Linked DNA regions of Homo sapiens: region 2 is linked to region 1. The links are chromatin loops, found by intact Hi-C in ENCODE. Cell type or tissue: spleen. All regions are shown on one strand. Each heading gives the region's core, and the rest is flanking DNA. Links, peaks and the distances in the headings are about the cores only.

Region 1 (7,468 bases), core at 2,862-5,361:
GTGCCTTCTCTACTCACTTCACTGGGCTGTCAGAGGTTAAGGGAAGAGTTACATAAGCCACCTCTGATTATTAGAGAATGACAGGGCTGGCTAATTCTGCCTGGATAGTATTGAAGAGGAGCTTCATTCAGGGGCACCGCTTTGCTAAAGAGACCACCCAAAGAATGAGTAGTTTTGAGTCACCAGGTACCCTGAAGTGGTACCTGAAGGTACAGCTGGTATGATGGATGACAGATGCCGGTACCTTGCTGTCATCCATCATATCAGTTGTCAGTTACCAGGTAGACCTAGCGGTAAAGGGTAAGTTATATCTCTTGCCTAAATGTCAGTTTCCTCATCTGTAAAATGGGACCCTGAAAGTCTACTTTAGAGGGCTATAGGGTTGTTAAGATTTAATGAGTTAAGTCCATAAAGAACCTAACGTAGTGTCAGACACATAATAGATCCAGAGAAATGCTGATTCTTAGCAGGCTAACTTTTTCTTTTTGAATTCCTCTTTAGGCCAGAACTGACTAGTATAGGCTTTTCAAACTTTAGCGTGCAGAAGAATCACCTGTGGATCTAATTAAGATGCAGGTTGTGATCCAGTAGGTCTGGGGAGGGGCCGGGCCTGGAATCCTACATTTCTAACAAGCTGCCAGATGGTGCTGATTCTGCTAGTCCATAGATCACACGTTTTCTTTCATTCTTTCTTTGTCTTTGTCTTTTTTTTTTTTGAGACAGGGTCTTGTGCCGTCATCCAGGCTGAAGTGCAGTGGTGTGATCTCAGCTCACTGCAACCTCCACCTTCTAGGCTTAAGCGATTCTCTTGCCTTAGCCTCCCAAGTAGCTGGGATTACAGGCATATGCAACCACTGCTGGCTAATTTTTGTATTTTTAGTAGAGACGGGGTTTTACCATGTTGGCCAGGCTGGTCTCGAACTTCTGATCTCAAACGATCCACCTGCCTTGGCCTCCCAAAGCGCTGGCATTACAGGCGTGAGCCACCATGCCCAGCCCATGGATCACACTTTGAGTAGCAAGGGGCTAAGGGATCCTGACATAGCATTTTGGGGTCCTGCAGCTTCAACTTACTCTGCTGCCTGTTCCCATGACCTCTAAGACTGCTCTTCTCGAGACAGCATCCTTGTTCTGCACTGGTTCCTTTGGAGCAGCTGCTCAGCCCTGCTAAAGGCATCTTGCTCAGTGCAATATTAGTTTGCTGCGGAAGATCTGGGACCTGGGCTCCTCTCCTCATTCTCCTTGATCTTAGTTTTGGTTCTGCCAGGACTTTGCTGGGCAATCTTTGTCATGTCCTTTCCCCTTTTTAGATTCAATTTCTTGATTTGCAAAACAAGACAGTAGGAGAGAGTCACTTTCTAGTTTAGGCATTCTGAAGTTCTGTGAATCTGTGATACCAGCTGGTTGGTGCATTTTCCTGCCAGGCCATAAGCAGTACTTGCCTTTATTTCTGGGCTCCAGTGGGGGTCTTCAGAGATACATAGATGCATATAGTCAGGACAAGAGTTAGGAGGAGTAAAGGTAAGGGTTCAATCCAAACCTTTTGGAATAGTAACAGGGTGGCCCAGAGAGATGAAGAATGATTGGGGCACAGGAATCTTCTTGCTTTGGGGCCTAAACGACATCTCCAGGGAATGGCTACTCATTGGGCACATATGAGCCAGGCACTGTGCCAAGAGCTAATGGGAGACACTTGTCATTCTTTCTGGCCACACACTCTGGAGCCGCTTTTTTTTTTTTTTTTTTTAATATTTGTGAATTCGCCACCTCATAAACCCATGTCTCTTTAATGCACAACTCAGAAACCCACTCGCCCAACCTCCCTTGCAGCTAGAGCACAGACATGTGACCTAGGATCTGTCAATCAGGTGAGTCCTTGCTGGACTCTGAATTGGTGGCTAGAAGCAGCAGACACTGTGTTTGATCTGTTCTGGAGGGGGAGGTGTTAAGTATGTCCAGACTGCAGAGTCAGCTATGGTGGGGCTTCTAGCAAGATCTGTCCCTTGTGAATGTTGAATATTCACAGCATCTGTAGTGCAGATTGCCTGGTCTGGACTCTGGAGTGGTGGCAGCGGGTTCTGTACTGTGGTCAAGATGTTTCTTCTGGCTTTCTAAATGTGTCCTAATTGGATTCTCAGGGCCTCCCAAAGCTTGTCTTTCCTGGTTAAACTGGTTAGAGTGGGCTTCCATGTTTATAAATAAGAATCTTGACTGCTTACAACACTTTATGTGTGTTATCTCATTGAATTCTTTTTTTAATTTTTGAGATGGAGTCTTGCTCTGTTGCCCAGGCTGGAGTGCAGTGGTGCGATCTTGGCTCACTGCAACCTCCACCTCCAGGGTTCAAGCGAGTCTCATGCCGCAGCCTCCCAGGTAGCTGGGATTACAGGCACACAGCACCATGCCTGGCTAATTTTTGTATTTTTAGTAGAGACTAATAAGGTTCACCATGTTGGCCAGGCTGGTCTCAAACTCCTGACCTCAAGTGATCCACCTGCCTTGGCCTCCCAAAGTGCTGGGATTACAGGTGTGAGCCACCGTGCCTGGCCCTCCTTGAATTCTCACAGTAACCTAGTGAGGTAGGTGTTATTATCCTCTTCTTGTAACTGAAGAAACTGAGTCAAGAAGAGATGAACTAACTTGCTCAAGGTTCCACTGTCGATAAGTGGAGGCCCAGGATTTGAGTCCAGATCCTCTGGTTCCAAAGCACACATTCTTAACCACCATGCATCTCCTGTCAGAGATTTGTGGGTGTGGAAAGGTCCTTGCAAATCACTTGTCAGTAGTACAGGGTTTCATGAGATCTACACCTGGGCTGGGCACGCCTGTTGGTTTTTTACTGACAACGCATAATTTTTCGAGGAGTGGTAATCAGAGGCAACCGTTCTAGTGACAGTGATTCAGGCGTAAACACTTGGCTTTGGCCCAGAGGTTGCACTGTGTGAGACCACAGGTGAACACTAGAATGTTTACACTCTTCCGGAGTCTGTAGGTGGATGCCAGGGACAGAGAATGAGATTGTAACCCAGAGAAAGAAAGAAAAGAAAGAACGAACAAACAAAAGAAAGAAAGAACGAACGAATGGACAAAAGAAAGAACGAATGAAAGAAAGGGCCAGCCCCTGGGGCCTCCTTAGATAAGGAAGAGAAAGGAGACCTTGCCTCAAGCTCAGAAACTGGTTAAAACACGAGCCCAGTCACCTAGTGATAAGCAGTGCTTGGTTCTATTAACTCTGACAACATAGTACTATCTTGGGCAGAGCTCTTTGGAGAAGCAGGTTGGCTAACTGGCCAACCTCAGTTGATTCTCATGGTCTTGGAACTTTCCTGGGGGTCCAACTTCCTCCGTTCTGCCCCTCTTTTTTCTCTACCTTCTATCGTTTTATTCTTTGTCTCCTTTATTTTTCTTCAACAAATATTTTTGAGCACCTATTGTTAACAATTCAACCAATATTTATTGGGTGTTTGCTCGGTGCCACTTACAGTTCTAAGTGCTGGAGATACAGCAGTGAACTAGCCAGACAAGCTGTCATAGAGTTTCCAATTTAGTGGCAGTGGGGTAGTCCAGTAGGCATGAAGCCAGGCAGGTACCAGTTGTTGAGGTGGTGGTAGTTCCACCCAGTACTAGGAAGATAACATTCTTATCCCCATTTTACAGATGAAGACACTGAGGCAAGAGAGCTTAAATTAATTGCCTGAGGTCTCACAGGTAGGCTGGGATCTCTGTGAGATCTAGGAGTGCCAGAGCCACTTGGGTCCAGCCACCCACACCTCTTCCCTGTGCCTCAGGCTGGGATGACACCCAGAGCCTCTCCTTTCTCCCTCACCTGGGCCCAGAGACCACCTCCTTCCCTCTCCTTGCATTGCTGCTGCCCATGCTAACCGAAGGAGCCTCGCCGTGGGGCGGATGTGGCCTCCCCAGTGGCCCACTTCCTCCTGCTTCTGCCAACAGCAGCATTGGCCCCTATGATTTGAATTTTTTTTTTTTTTTTTTTTTTTTTTCTGTTGATCCCTCTAGCGGCACCAGATGTGGGTGGGGTGGAGGGTGGGTACACCCACACTCCCTTAAGCCTGGAAGTAACCTAGGTTCCAGACTCTGTGTGTCCCTGAATGGTAATAGTGACTCTCTTCTTAGCTGTCTGTCCCACTGGGTCCTCCCACTCCCCAACTGGTGCTCCTGCTTTTCCTCAGAATGGGGGACATAAATCTCCTTCTAGTCCCAACCCATTGTCAGGCAGGGCTTCCTCCTGGAGGGCTGACTTCCCAGGACTGGGCCAGCTAAAAGCTAAGCAGTATGGGTAAGAGCACGGGGTTCTGGAGTCAGACAGACCTAAGTTCAAACCCCAGTACTGCCGTGGACAAGCTGTGTGGCCTCAGACAAGTTGATTAACCTCTCTGAGTTCCTTTTAAAATAGGCTGAGGTCTGTAGGGATAAGGTACCTGAGGTCTTAGTGCCTGGCACAGAGTAAACCCACGTGTTGGCTGTTTCCATTATTGGGTAGAACAGAGGGGCCTCCTGGCATCAGTGGGCATTTTGGGCCTGCTGCTGTCTTGTCTATCTAGGCCTTGGTTTTGCCTTTCAGGCTGGTGCCTCTTTGCAGTTTCACTTTAGCAAGTGAAACTTTATTTTTCCTGTTTCTCCTGATCTGTTTCCTCCTTATTTTCCATAGTGAATAATCACACATAAGCCTTTCTTTTCTCAGGGCAAGGTTGCTGTCTGTGAAGGAGTGGAATGCCTGAGCATCCCTGGTAGGAAAGGAAGAGTGACCAGCATCAATGGGGTACTCTATTCCCTGAGTAGCAAGCCCTCTTCCCGCCTTGTCCCTGGCTCCCACACCTGTTATCCTGCCGGCAGTCATCTCCAGTATCCCAGAGGAGCCATAGGGATGGGTGTTTGAATATAAGAACACTCTGCAGCTCAGATATGCGGCATTACTTTTCCTGTTTGACTCAGTTCTGCAGAGGGTTGCTGAGTGACTGTCATGTGCAAAGCACGTGGGAGGAAAGATGAATAATGAGAGCAATCGAATGCCCATTCCCTTGCATCCAGGGTGCTCTACTAGACCTGCGTTCTTCCATCATTCTTTCAGCCCACGTGGTTGCCAATACTGGGAGTTATCAGTCTTTTCCATTTTTGCCAATCTAATGGATAAAATATCTTGTATTAATTTGCATTTCCCAGATATTCATGAGATTAGGCATACGCTTTTTGGGCACTTGTATTTTTTTCTCTGGGAATTCCCTCTTCGTATTACTTTGTCAATTTTTCTAGTGGCTTTTTTATTTGAGACAGGGTCTTCCTCTGTCACCCAGGCTGGGGTACAGTGTCCAGATCACAGCTCACTGTAACCTCAACTCCAGTGATCTTCCCACCTTAGCCTCCCTAGTAAATGGGACTACAGGCACACACCACTATGCCAGGCTTTTTTTTTTTTTTTTTTTGTAGAGACAGGGTTTTGCCATGTTGCCCAGGCTGGTCTTAAACTCCTGGGATCAACTCATCCTCCCAACTTAGCCTCCCAAGGTGCTGAGATTACAGGCATGAGCCACTGCACCTGGTCCCCTGTCTTTTTTTTTTTAATTAATTGATAGTAACTCTTTATATATTCTAGATGCCAATCCGTGATTTAGTCTAAAAATAAATCCCCTTGGTCTGTCCTATGTCTTTTCTTTTGGTTTATGAAATCTTTTGTAATACAGGAACGTCACACTTCCACAGTCAAATGTGTCAGTCTTCTAAATAGATATAGGTACCTTGTATATACTCCTTGATATATCACATTGATTGGTGGTGACCTGTTTGTCTCCCTGGCTGTCAGACTGTGAGAAACTTGAGGGCAGGGGCTGTACTTTATTCTTCTCTGTCTCTCTAGGGACTAGTGCAAAGCTGGGCACAGAGTTTTGTGCCTGAATGAGTTTTTTTTGTGTGTAAACGTGGTATAAAACAGGTCTTGTGACTGAATGAGGGAATGAATGAAAAAGCCCTGTCCTGCCCTCCCTGCAGAGATGGGGTCTGCTGCAGAGATGGGAGTGAGTCAGGGAGTGAATCACAAGCTCTTCCGTGGCTCAGCTGACATTTCAAAAGCCCTGAGCAGAGAAGCCCCCCTCATTCCAAGAGAGCCTCCGCCTCTTTGAGCAGGCACAGTGAAGCTCTGCTGATTATCAAACTCTGTGTGTGTATGTGCACGCACGTCAGGGGTTTAGCAGTTAAAACTCTTAGTGCTGCATATTCTGCGTATGTGTGAACAAGGCTTTAAAAAATCTCTCAGAGGACCTGTGTATGTGTGTGGGTGCTGGGGGCTGCATAGAGAGAGAGTTAAAAGAGATGAGGGGGTGTTTAGAATCGTTGCAATGTATTGCATTTGTTTCTGGGAGGGTGGGGCGACTGGAGGGGGTTAAATAGCTCCCAGAGGCGCTCTTGTGAGCGGAGCTTCCTGAAATCTCTTTATCTGTGGCCACATGCTGTTCTTGGTTGTCCACGTGGTTCCCTGGTGTCCCTGTTGCTGAAGGCACTTCTGTTTTGTTCTTGGAGGCTTGGCTTCTCATTGCCATTTTCTAAAGCAGTAGAGAGTGCCAGTTAGATTGTTAGACCCAAATAATCTGAAATGTGTGAAAAAATAGTAAATATTTACTGTACCTTTTGTGGAACAGGTTATTGCCATGGAAATGCACTGTACACGAATCTGGATGATGGAGGGAAGCTGGCTCAGGAGCTATGGGAGTGTTTGGATACCATGCCGCCTGAATTGGCAGGTTTAGGAGTGAGTGCCGTGGGTTTAGAATCACAGTGTGGTTGGGTGAGGCTGAAACACTTGGTCCCCAGTCAACCTGTACTGAGAGGGGCATTTATTCATTGCTTCCCACATGCAGGGTGCTTCCTAGAGCATTCTCCATGCATTATTGCGTTTAATCATCATGCCACCCCAATGAGGTGCCATTATCCTCCCTGTTTTACGGAGACACAGAGTGTTTGATCTACTTGCTTGAAGGTACGCAGTCAATGAATGGCAGAGCCCCCTGACTCTGTTCTCTGGAGCTTGATCCTTCCCTGCTCAGCTGTTTCTCTCACTGTGATTTACCCTAGAGAAAGCTAACCAGCTGTCTACCGGGGTTTTATTTTCCAATATTGACTTCGGGGCTGACATTTAGAAACCATCAACAATTTCCAGCTTCTCTTGAAAATGTGCACAATCTGGCTACTGTGTGGGGCTTCCCTAGTGGCTGCTCCCGAGCAGCCATCCAGGTTAGCCGGGCATCAGCTCTGCAGTTGGCGCTGGGCATCCTCCTGTTGCAGCTGGGGAGAAAGCATGGGGTATCACACCCAGGGGCTCCTTGAATTAATTGAGAACTGTCTGTTGAGAGCTCCTCATCCTGTTAGACTTGACATTTAATTTAGCTGTTGTTTTCATTTGCCAATTAGAGCTTTTGAGATTCTTTTGATTTTCTTCCTGTGGTCTCAAGGAATTTGT
Region 2 (7,468 bases), core at 2,910-5,409, 130 kb before region 1:
TTCTCTTGCCTCAGCTTCCTGAGTAGCTGGGATTACAGGTGAGGTGCGTGCCACCACGCCCGGCTAATTTTTGTATTTTTAGTAGAGACAGGATTTCGCCATGTTGGCCAGGCTGGTCTCGAACTTCTGACCTCAGGTGATCCGCCTGCCTTGGCTTCCCAAAGTGCTGGGATTACAGGCGTGAGACATCGCACCCCACTGTAGGGTGGTTTTTAATGTAGCGAAAGCTAATTGATAGAATCACACACAGACACAACAACATACAGTAACAGGAGAGTGGCCGTCTTGACATTGTATCTATTTTTAGCTGTGAGGAATGTTTCCTTATGTATCATTAGCTAGAACTGAATCACAGGTCTATTTCTAAACCCATTACTAGCAAAGGGCACGGAATTACCATGATTAGCTTGGAAAAGCACTGGGGCCATACAGAGAAGAGTAGACTATCCTTCACATGGGGCTTTGCAAAAACATAGGAGCCCTCTATCTTTTTGGGAGAATCACACTGGGAGAAGGGATGGTCAGTGAAGGGACCCTTGGTTTCCTATTGGCATTGCATTATCGGGGGGAAGCAATTGTATTTTCTGATTCTTATCGTTCTCCCACCTCCCACTATGGCAAATTGGACTAGGGATGCACTGTGGAAGAAAGATTAATCAATTAGAGTCTCTCTCTGGGAATTTGGAATTGAGACTATGTGAGAGCATGTGCGGGGGATGGAGATTGTGTCAGGTACACTGGGGGGATGTGGGGAGGCACACACACTCCTACACTCAGGAAGGAGGTATTTCCCAATTTGGAAAGAGAAAAGTAGATGAGAGGAGAGGAGAGAGAGATCAATCCAATTCACATTTTTTGTTTTCTAGATCTGGGGGCCTCGCTGGATTGCTGCTCTTGGCGGCATGAGACACCTCTTAATTCTTGTAGTAATTTCCCCTTCATTTGCTTGAGTTAGCCCTAAAGAGCTTCTGTCACTCACAATAAAAGTGTTTTTAATGTGCCATTCTTATGAAGAGATGCTCAACCTCATTCATAATAAGATAAATGAAAATTAAAATTCCACCAAGAGACTATTTATCACTTATCAGCTTGGCCAAAATAGAAAAGCATGACAATGTTGTGCGTACCGCTGTGGGGGAAACTGGCATTGTCATCATGAGTAGGATGAGTACAGAAGGCCATAGCCTCTGTGGAGGGCAAGCTGGGGACATCTATCAGCCTTGAAAATGCACTTACCCTTTGACCTAGCAATCCCTAGTTCTGGGAATTTATTCGACAGTTGCACTGCTGTGGGGAGGAGATGATGTATGTCCAAGGTCATTTGTTGTAGCATCATTTGCAATAGCAAAAGTTTGGAGATGACCCAAGTTTTTACTGATGAGGGACTGGTTAAACTAACAGTTATACAGAATATGATACAGCTGTAATGATTGATGAAGTTCTCTATGTTCTGATACAGAAAGAACTCCAGAAAAGTTGTGAGTTTTTTGTTTTTCTTTTGTTTATTTTATTTGATTTGTAGAGACAGGGTCTCACTCTGTTGCCCAGGTTGGAGTGCAGTGGTGCAATCATAACTCACTGCAGCCTCAAACTCCCGGGCTCAAGTGATTCTCCCACCTCAGCCTCCTGAATAGCCAGGACTATAGGCGTATGCCACCACACCCAGCTAATTTTAACTTTTTTTTTTTTTTTAATAGTGACAGGGTCTCACTATGTTGCTAAGGCTGGTCTTGAACTCCTGAGCTTAAGCAATCCTCCCACCTCAGCCTCCCGAAGTGTTGGGATTACAGGTGTGAGCCACTGCACCCAACCCAGAAAGATTGTTACGTGAAAAAATAAAGTGCAGAATATTTTACATAGTGAGATACTTTTTTTTCTGTAAGAAAAGAGGAAAGGAAGAATATATCAGAATATATGCAGCATTGATTTTTAAAAATATTTAAATAAGTAAATTTAATAAAGGAAGTATGGAAAGAAGAATAAGAAACGATAAACTAATAAATATGATTACCTCTAGGGGGTGAAGAGAAAGGCTAGGACGGGAGATGCTCCTCTCCATGAAAACCTTTTTATATTATTTTAGCTCTTAAAAAATGAACACATTAACTGTTCTAAAAATGAATGCAAGTAAAACGTCATATTTTAAAGTGAATTCAAATATTAAGTAATTCTATTCTATCCAATTGTCTAAAGAATTGAGGGCAGGCCAGGCATGGTGGCTCATGTCTGCAGTCCTGGCACTTTGGGAGCCCAAGGTGGGAGAATGGCTTGAGCCCAAGAGTTTGTGACCAGCTTGGGCAACAAAATGAGAACCTGTCTCTACAAAAAATAGAAAAAATGGGCTGGGTGCAGTGGCTCAAGCCTGTAATCCCAGCACTTTGTGAGGCTGAGGTGGACGGATCATGAGGTCAGGAGATGGAGACCATCCTGGCTAACACGGTGAAACCCTATCTCTACTAAAAATATGAAAAATTAGCCGAACTTGGTGGCATGCGCCTGTAGTCCCAGCTACTCGGGTGGCTGAGGCAGGAGAATCGCTTGAACCTGGGAGGCAGAGGTTGCAGTGAGCTGCACTCCAGCCTGGGCAACAGAGTGAGATTTGGTCTCAAAAAAAAAAAAAAAAACAAAAACAAAAAAACAAAAAAGAAAAGAAAAAATGAGCCAGGGTGTAGTGGTGTGTGCCTGTAGTCCCATCTATTCAGCAGGCTGAGGTGCGAAGATCACTTGACCCCAGGAGGTCGAAGCTGCAGTGACTCATAATCACACTTTAGCCTGGGTGACAGAGTGAGACCCTATCTAAAAGAAAAGAAAAGAAAAGAAAAGAAAAGAAAAGAAAAGAAAAGAAAAGAAAAGAAAAGAAAAGAAAAGACAAAAAGAATTCAGGGCCAGGGCAGTGGAAGAAAACATACTATGTTTATACCTTGACATTTGTTTAAAAAAAACACCCAAACCTGGAATGTACCAATGAAAATACAAAAGCAGAGAAAGTGTGTGGTAAGTATCCCTTTAACTGAGTAGTTTGTGCTTTCTACATTTGGCGCTGTGGTTGCTTGTTGAAACCTCCCCTCTCCAGGTCACACTACATCCGGAAGCAGTATTATGGATGGGCATTCTGCTTGGCCAGTTGAAGATTAAGCTGACCAGCCAAGCATAGAAAAGAATTCCAGGACAGAGAGAGATGTTGTATTAAACATTTCTTTTCAACCTGAAGGGATCAGGTGGCCTCTTAGAGAAATGACAGAACCTATTTTCTCCTTCTCATCTGTTCTCGCCGTTGGCAATCTCTTGTTGTAGGAGGGAGTAAGTAAAGATTGCCTGGGGGTGGAGGGGTAATAGAGCTGGCATCTTTTCACAGATGTGGGCGGGAGGGTTCTGTTAGCCTGGGAGCCCCATCTCATTGGATACTCAGGAGCATAGATTCGGGAGTCAGAGTGGGGTGGATGGAGCACAGCTGTCCTACGCTAGTAACTGAGTGACCTTGGGCACACACTTGACTCCTCTGTGCCTCAGTTTCTTCATCTTTAAAAGGGGAAAGTGATATCACCTACCTATATGATTACCATGAGGATTAAATGAGTTGATACATTGAAAAATGTTAGTAGAATGCTCAGCACATATGAAGTCCTCAATAAATGTTAGCACTGAAAGAAATAATGATAATTTTATTATTATATGACTTCAGACTAAATAAGAGAGTTGACAAGTATGTAAATGGTTGCCACTCCACATCTCTCGCCAACCAATTTACTGCATCCTTGTGAAGAAGGTTAGAGGAGAGATGTGTGGACACTGATTCACACTGATCTAAGAGAATAAATATAGTTCCAGTAGCTATTATGTGTGAGGCACTGTGTTTGGCCCAGGGAAGGATAAATTGGTAAGCAAAATAGGACTATCTCTGCCTTCACAGAGGTCCTAAGCTACCCAGGGAGATGAATGTGATGGACTGAGTATTTGTGTTTCCCCCAAATTCATGTGTTGAAGCCCTAAGGCCTGTGTGATGGTATTTGGAGGTGAGGTCCTTGAGAGATAATCAGGTTTAGGGGAGGTCGTGGTCCTCCTGATGGGATTAACGTCATTCTAAGAAGAGGAAGAGGCCAGAACTCTCTTTTTCCATCTTGTGAAGATAAACTGAGAAGGTTGCTGCCTGCAAGAGGGGAAGGGAGCCCTCATCAGACTCCGGATCAGGTGGCACCTTGAACTTGGACTTCCCAGCCTCCAGAACTGTGAGAAATAAATGTCTGTTGTTCAAGCTACCTAATCTGTGATATTTTGTTCTGGCGGCCTGAGTTGATGAAGACCATGGCCAAGTAAACAGACAACACAATGCTGTGTAAGTGCAGGCCAGTTCAGGATGCCAGAGGATCACAGGGAAGGAACATCTAATTTAAACCCTAGGAATCAGGAAAAACTTCTTACAGGCAAGGACAGGAACAGCAGACCCCCACTCCACTTGGTAATAAAACAACTATCTCTTTCCTACAGCAAAAATAGTAGTAATAGTAATAGTAGTAGCTGTAGTAGTAGCAGTAGTAGTAGTATGGTAACGATAATGCTAATAATTAAAACACATTGAGGGCTTGTTCTAAGCATGTTACATGCATTAGCTCATTTAATCTTAACGTCTTAGTGGAGCTACTCTGCACTTACATGACTTGGCCTTACCCTAATTCTGCCCACCATAACCTATATTTATTTTAAAAGTTGATATTTCCCTCATCAGGGATTTTTTGCATTAGTTTTGATGTTTTTAAATATTGCATTAAATGTTGTTTATCTTGCTTACTGATTTTTTTTTTTCCTTTTTGAGATGGAGTCTGTCGCCCAGGCTGGAGTGCAGTGGCATGATCTCAGCTCACTGCAACCTCCACGTCGTGGGTTCAAGTGATTCTCTTGCCTCAGCCTCCCAAGTAGCTGGGATGACAGGCATATGCCACCACACCTGGCTAATTTTTGTATTTTTAGTAGAGACAGGCTTTCGCCATGTTGGCCAGGCTGGTCTCAAACTGCTGACCTCAAGTTATCCACCCATGTTGGCCTCCCAAAGTGCTGGGATTATAGGCATGAGCCACCACGCCTGGCCTTACTTACTGATTTTTTGGCATCCCTTTAATTTTGCACTCAGGGCAAGCATCTTTCTCTCCTTACTCTAGTCCTGGCCCTGCTGAGGAACACCATGTGGGGAAGGGTAAGCAGAGCTGTCTAGCCTGCCCAATTCAGGCTGTCTATGCAGAAGGCATTTGCGGTTCCTCCTTTCCAGACAGCATCATGGGAGGAAAGAGAAAGAGAACGCATTCCCTATTTGGACTCAGTCACCCCTTAGCATCCTCCTTCCCAAATAGGGTCCCTGCAATGGCTTTTAGTATTACTTTAACGTGGCATCAAGTCCCACTGAATCTCACAATGAGAGTCCTTCCTTATTTAACTTGCTTTCAATTATTCTAAAACCATCAAGGAGAAAGTGCCAGATCGGTGCTAATAGGTTTTTAACACCTCTCTAATACTTAATGAGCAGGCCTCTGACTTTCCTCCCCTGCCTCCTTGAATGAAGAGGGTTATGGAGCTGGAATTTTAGAATCACAAGTCTGTCCTTGAATCTGAGCCCCATTACTGTACTATTACTGCTGGGAGGACCAGACGACTGTGATGGGAATGATGCTTCAGTCTGGATGTCTGACCTCTTTGTTTGTGCCCTCGTACCTTCATTTTTTTCAGTTTCCCTTTCTAGAATTTAGTAAACCAAACAAGAACTTTCCCTGACCTGAATACTGGGTTCAATTGTGCTGTGTTCATTATTACGCAGCATTTTACCCACGATTACTTCCTGTTCAAGTTCCTGTTTGTTGCTGTACTCTGAGACCCCACCTAGGTACTGGAGGCTCTTCAAGGGAAGAGGAAGACAAAACCTCCTTTCTGAAGGGGAACTTAGCTCAGGGAGTGGGGTAGATACAGGACCACGTGGCATCACAGATCCAACTGTTCAGAGTCAGTCTAAAGGACTTAAATTTTAGTAATTCTACTTCTGGGTGTATTCCTAAGAGAAATAGGCACGTATGTCCACAAAAAGACATGTACAAGGATGCTTATGGTAGGGTTTTCCAAAGTAGTCCTAAACTGGAAATAACCCAAGTAACTATCAACATTTAATGGATAAGTACACTGTGATATATTCATGAACAGCAATACAAAAGAACGAACACAGATACACACAAAAGCATGGATGAATCTTACTGACATTATGTCAAGTGAAAGAATCCAGAAACCGTATGATTTTATTCATATGAAACTCAAGAACAGGGAAAACTAATCTACCATCTCAACCTTAAAAAGGAAGGAAATGCTGACACACAATGGTACATGAATGAACCTTGAAGACGTTATGCTAAGTGAAATTACAGAAAGACAAACACTGTATGAGTCTACTTTTACGAGGTACCTGGAGTAGTCAAATTCATAGAGACAGAAAGTAAAATGGTGATTGCCAGGAGCTTGGGGCAGAGGAAATGGATAGTTGTTTAATGGGTATAGAGTTTCAGTTTTGCAAGATGAAAAGAGTTCTGCAGATTGGTTGCACAGCAATATGAATGTACATAACACCACTGAACTACAAACTTAAAAAGGCTAAGATGGTAAATGTTATGTTATATATTTATACCACAATTTAAAAGATTCTAACAACAACAGCAACAAAACCTAATCTATGATGATGAAAGTCAGACAGTGGCTCCCTTTTGAGGTAATATTTCCTGGGAAAAGGTACAGAAGAGTTTCTGGGGAACTAGAACTTTTCTGTATGTTGACCTGGTGGAAGTCATGTGGGTATATACATATATAAAAAACATAGTCTGTTGCATGTACAGCTTATTGCATAGATGTTATACTATAACAAAAAAGTATTTTAAAGAAGGTAGCCATCTGCTGGGCACAGTGGCTCATGCCTGTAATCCCAGCACTTTGGGAAGCCGAGGCGGGCAGATCACGAGGTCAGGAGTTTGAGACTAGCCTGGCCAACATGGTGAAACCCCGTCTCTACTAAAAATACAAAAAATTAGCTGGGCATGGTTGTGAGCACCTGTAATTCCAGCTGCTCAGGAGGCTGAGACAAGAGACTGCTTGAACCCTGGAGGTGGAGGTTGCAGTGAGCTGAGATCGCACTACTGCACTCCAGCCTGGGTGAGTGGCTCCATCTCGAGCCACTGGAGTGCAGTGGCTCAAACTTGGCTCACTGTAACCTCCGCCTCCCAGGTTCAAATGATTCTTCTGCCTCAGCCTCCCGAGTAGCTAGGATTACAGGCACATGCCAGCATACCTATCTAATTTTTGTATTTTTAGTAGAGATGGGGTTATACCATGTTGGCCAGGCTGGTCACGAATTCCTGACCTCAAGTGATCTGCCTGCCTTGGCCTCCCAAGTGCTGGGATTACAGGTGTGAGCCACCGTGCCCGGCCCATCTTAGCTATTTTTAAG

Evidence for each region. Peaks named below come from ENCODE experiments on the same cell type or tissue, not always from the same donor. Only the 100,000 strongest peaks of a DNase experiment are listed, where the experiment ranks them.
Region 2: a loop joins it to region 1, with 2.3 times the contacts of the local background. A loop is called at or near these places in 13 of 110 quality-filtered maps.

What each region holds. Positions count from the first base shown.
Region 1 is chr16:23,946,158-23,953,625 of GRCh38, forward strand. The region is part of intron 2 of PRKCB (protein kinase C beta); the gene reads left to right. Among named protein-coding and RNA genes, the nearest start is that of PRKCB, 110 kb to the left of the region's middle. In spleen, for the core only: no CTCF peak of the experiment used is centred there; DNase peaks (open chromatin) are centred at 2,891 and 3,904; H3K4me3 peaks cover 1,103 bases; H3K27ac peaks cover 2,371 bases.
Region 2 is chr16:23,820,903-23,828,370 of GRCh38, forward strand. No RefSeq gene overlaps it. Among named protein-coding and RNA genes, the nearest start is that of PRKCB, 11 kb to the right of the region's middle. RefSeq lists cis regulatory regions at 968-1,471, 5,655-6,027 and enhancers at 5,568-5,707, 5,738-5,837. In spleen, for the core only: no CTCF peak of the experiment used is centred there; no DNase peak of the experiment used is centred there; H3K4me3 peaks cover 365 bases; H3K27ac peaks cover 609 bases.